2 separate regions of the Homo sapiens genome follow, and region 2 is linked to region 1. A link is a loop called in an ENCODE intact Hi-C map of the cell type or tissue named here. Cell type or tissue: heart right ventricle. All regions are shown on one strand.

Region 1 (2,500 bases):
TGTAATCCCAGCACTTCGAGAGGCCGAGGCAGGAGCGTTGCTTGAAGCCAGAAGTTTGAGACCAGCCTGGGAAATAGTGAGACTCCGTCTCTACGAAAAAAATTTTAAAAATTAGCCAGGCATCAGGTGTGGTGGCACACACCTGTAGTCCCTGCTACCCAAGAGGCAAAGGTGGGAGGATCGCTCGAGGCCAGGAGTTTGAGGCTGCTGCGAGCTGTGATCGCACCACTTGCACTCAGCCTCAGTGACAGACGGAGAGCCCTTGACTCAAAACAAACAAGCAAACAAGCGAAAACACTGATGAGGAAGAGATGATGCAATTCAGTAAATCAGACACCTAGATAGAAAGCTGCTGAATCAGGGACTGAGGCTTTTACCCCAGATAGGGAAAGAAATAAACACAAACAAAACCACAAACGACACAAAACTGAGAAGACTGAGTTATCACTCATTCTTTGTGTCATAAAGCTGACCATTGCAGGATGATGTAAGTCCTTCAGAACACACAAACATGTCCACCTGCAGCACTTTGGCAGCACGTGACAATATCCTACTGATCAAAAAAATGGCCAAAATAGTCTTTAAACAAATAGCTTGGTAGTAGGTACTTGAGGGATTTAATTGACCTCCAACCTTTAAGGGAGGTAGCTCAGGTGTGTGTGTCTGGAGCACCGGAGCCATAGGCCAGGGAAAGGGGCTGGCCCCATCCTCTGGGCCTGTCAGGTTCAAATTCCCCCAGCATCAGGGCCAAGATTGCTGAGCGAACACTCCCAAACACACAAACACCAGTGTCTTAAGGGATAGGCCCATTACAATTTGCTCATTGAATTAAGCATGTCAAAAGAGACTCTTCTGCTAAAATTGATTTATCAGAAATAGAACTGTTTCTGTGAAAGTCCTCTCTGCAGTAAGGGTTTGACAATCCACAATTAACATTTTACGGATGACCCACAAAAATAATTCAGCTACAGGTTCTTTCCCAGGAGCCTAGAGGATGTAGCGACTCTATTTCTAAAAGTCCTACCTAGTGGCTTCACAGAAACTTTTTGATTTTCTGGCTAAAGAGACTCAGAGCCTGTCAGTGTTAGAGAATGCCTCCTTAGCCTACAGGGGAAAATATGATCTCCAAATAGAATCCTAATCGCATTTTTTCCTGGTGGTTAATGGTGTTTCAGAGCTTGGTAGGCATGCCACCTAGTGTTCTCCTTCAAGAGGCCTGGCCACATTCAAAGAGAAATGAAGGACACCCACACATCCGGGGGCACTGACAATGGCTTTGGGCCTGTGCTGCGGAGTGAGTTGGAGGCACGCAGCTGCAGCTTGATCTATGGCTCTTTATTTATTTTTTTAATCTGGCAGCTGCCACTGGATTCAAATGTCCCAGTGCAAAGCACTCTCTTTAATTTGTTTTCTTTATTAAATGTACAGACAAACTTCTGCCGTCTTTGTTGTATTCTTGGTGTAGTTGGAAGGCACAAAGAGAACGTGCTTTGCTTTTATTTTTTTTTTCGCTTAATTATATCAAAGTCCTTTTAAATGATAGGCATTAGTAATTGTTGTTTTTCTTTTTTTGACACACACCTGGTGGAAGCACTATGTTATTTTGATAGAATATTTTTAAATGAGAAAAATAAGTTATAGTTATACCAGTGCCTTTTAGCAATGAAATAGCTTTCAAATTAAATTTTATGTGACAAATAATGCAATGCACTCTCATTATATAACACTTAACCAATATAAAAAAGGTGAGGTAGAAACCGCTGATACAAGCATTGCTAACCATTTTAGTGAAAATCCTTTCTGATATCTCTGGCATGCATTCACACTCACACATAGAAATAAGTTTTTTCTTTTTTCTTCTGAATTTGTTTCTCTTAATCATTTATAGCCATTCTCTCAAAGGTAATTTTTATAGTTCTATTTTTAAAAATTTTTTATGACTGCATAATATTCTATGCTCTGCTGCAATGGCTTTGATTTAAACATTTGCCTATTGATTTGTTACTGATATTTCTAGATTTTGGTGTGAGTGCCTGTGCATGTGTGTGTGTGACTATATACAGCAATCCAGTGAATAGGGGTATACATATTTATATGCATTTATTTATTTTTTTGTGTGTGAGTAAAATATATGTCCTTATACTTATTTCCTTAATTTCAGGCTGTAATAATTCACACTTTTGCTTTCATTTTATGAAAGGACTCCTTTTCCCAAAAAAAAAAAAAAGGAATTTCATTGTGTTCAGAGTCTGATTAGCCAAAACAAAATATTCTTGTAACTTAAATTTTGTTTCATCTGTTTATTGAGCATTTCTCTCTGCTCCCATACATTAGGTAGGGTTTTCAAATCACAGTGTAAGCCGTATTTATGGCAGATAGTAACCTTTTCTCTACTGTGGGAGTCGCATGTATATTGTTCTAGTCTATCAGTTTCCACTGTCTGCTGTTTTTTATTTATGGTATCATCATATACAAATATTTTCATGTAGTCACCTGTCGA
Region 2 (2,500 bases), 550 kb before region 1:
CTTTTACTCTGAGTGAGGCAGGGAGCCACCTGAGGGGTTGAGGTGACGAATGCCATGATTCGGCCTTCTCAAGTTTTAAAGGGAGCTTCTGGGCTCCACAATTAGAGAGGATGGCTTAAAAAAATTCAAAATAGAGACAAATAACAATTATAATAAGAAAGTAGGAGAATATGAGATAAGAAGAAAGGGTAGAATTGCTTTCCTTCATTCATCAAATATTTATTGAATACACTGTTAGGTTCTGGTTAAGATTAAAAAGTGACTTAGATGTGGATACTGCCCTCACGGAGAATTTACATAAGGAGATAAAACATGAGCAGAAATGACCATAATACAAAGTAGAACACAATGAATAAAGGATAACTTTCTATGTGGGTGACAGGAAGGGAGAATTAAAGAAGTCTTCTTAAAGCAGTTGGCATTTTGCTGGCCACAAAAATATAAGCTTCTTGACAGCATGTGTTCTGTCTTTTGCTGACTGCTAAATTCCTAGCATTTAAAACAGTGCTTTGCACATAGTCTGTGATCAATAGATATGTGTTACCTGATGATAGAATGAATTTGTATATGCAGATATGTAGGGAGAAGGGTGTTCGAGCAAAGGGAACAACATAAACAGAAACACAAAAATAAAGAATATGAGTTTATTTCCTTGGTTCAGATTGACTGAAGCAAATGAGAACAGTGGGAGATGAAATTTTAGAACACAGAATGGGATTAGATCACACAAGACCTTGCTGGCCCTGGGGAAGTATCTTGACTTTTTTTCTATAAGAATTGGGAAGCTCCAAAAGCTCTGAATAGTGATAGGAGCAGAACATTGTACCAGAAAGATTAGTGTAATTGTACTGATAATTGATTGAGGGAGTCAACCAATTGATAGGTGGATGATATTGTACAAGCCTAGACAAAAGGTGATGAGGGCACCCATTAGTTCATCGCCACTTGGTCCCTTCATCATTAGTACTTCTCTGCCAGAGACATCTGTTTATTTGTATTGTAATTATTTTACTTGTCTCTCTCCTTTTCTTCACTAATAATGTAGCACATTTAGCACTGGAGCTAGACACTTCTAATTATCCCCCAATATTCCTTGGCTACAGTAATAAAACATTGTGAGTTTGAGCCGGACACAGAGCTACCAGTTAAAGACTACATGTCCCAGCCTCTCTTGCAACTAGCTGTGGCCATAAGACTAGGTTTTGGCAATGGATTTGAGCAGGAGTGAGGATTGCTGTTTCTGGGACATGCCCTCATAGTGAAGCTGTTTGCTCTTCATTTCTTCCTGCCTCATTCTTGCAGATTGCTCCATACCCATTTTTCTCTCCTCCACCTGAAGTAGGTGTTGGAGATGATGCCCTTTTGGAACTACATAGCTTCCTTCATCCTTTTCCTGAGGAGACAGGTACGTGGGCTTGGGAGTTGCTTCATGGGTCAAGCTTTCATAGGCTTTTGCAAAAAGGGAAAATGTAGGTGTATTTATTACTAGGTTCTGGCCAGTTGGATGAGAATGAAAGTGGGGTGCTGTGTCTGGGTCATGCACATAATGGGAAGCTCTCTGCTTCCACTTTCCTCCTTCTTGAGGGCAGGTATTTGACCCTGGTGGTCTCGAGCCCCCCTTGTCTCAGGTGTCATTTTACAGGATGCAAAGAACAAACATGCTCCTATGCCCCTGCACCTGCCTCATGGGGAATGCTGCCCAACCTCCTGGGATTGCCTACAAAATTGAACTTCTATTATGAGAGAAACAACTTCCATCTTAATTAAGCTATTGTTATTTGGTCAGTGTTACAGAAGCCAAATTAATATTTTAATATATAATTTATAAATATTGATGATTACCACTACGTGTTAAATGAGCACATGATTGGTAAATATAAAACACACTATACATGTAAAGTATAGGTTGAACTATCCCTTATCTGAAATGCTTGGGACCAGAAGTGTTTTGGATTTGTTTTTGTTTTTTGTTCAAATTTGGAATACAGTCATCCCTCAGTCTCCATGAGGAATTGTTTCCAGGACCTCCTGCAGATACCAAAATCTTCAGATGCTCAAGTCCCTGATATAACATGGCGTAGTATTTGTATGTAACCTACACATTTCTACCTATATACTTTAAATCATGTCTATATTACTTATAATATCTAAAACAATATAAATGCTCCATAAATAGTTGCTATGCTCTATTGTTTAGGGAATAATGACTCAAAAAAAAAAGTCTGTACATGTTCAATACAGATAAAATTTTTATCCCAAACATTTCAATCCAAGGTTAGTTGAATCCATGGAGGCAGAATCTGTACAAAGAGCTGACTATATCTGTATTATATACTGATGGTCACGCCAGTTCTGAAAATCTGAAATCCAAAATGCTCAAAAGAGTTTTCTTTGAGTGTAATGTCAACACTCAAAAAGTTTTGTATTTTGGACCACTTCAGGTTTCAGACTTTTGGAATAGGAATACTCAACCTTTAATATTAAAAAAATTATTTATTCC

Evidence for each region. A loop is a pair of places that touch in the nucleus more often than their neighbours do. Peaks named below come from ENCODE experiments on the same cell type or tissue, not always from the same donor. Only the 100,000 strongest peaks of a DNase experiment are listed, where the experiment ranks them.
Region 2: it touches region 1 in a loop (4-fold over the local background); 17 of 110 quality-filtered maps call a loop at or near these places.

What each region holds. Positions count from the first base shown.
Region 1 is chr6:162,176,657-162,179,156 of GRCh38, reverse strand. The region is part of intron 4 of PRKN (parkin RBR E3 ubiquitin protein ligase); the gene reads left to right. Among named protein-coding and RNA genes, the nearest start is that of LNCR-SMAL, 57 kb to the left of the region's middle. In heart right ventricle, a CTCF peak has its summit at 1,197 (motif pointing left); a DNase peak (open chromatin) is centred at 1,229; H3K27ac peaks cover 1,526 bases.
Region 2 is chr6:162,731,115-162,733,614 of GRCh38, reverse strand. The region is part of intron 1 of PACRG (parkin coregulated); the gene reads right to left. Among named protein-coding and RNA genes, the nearest start is that of PACRG, 4.4 kb to the right of the region's middle. In heart right ventricle, no CTCF peak of the experiment used is centred here; no DNase peak of the experiment used is centred here.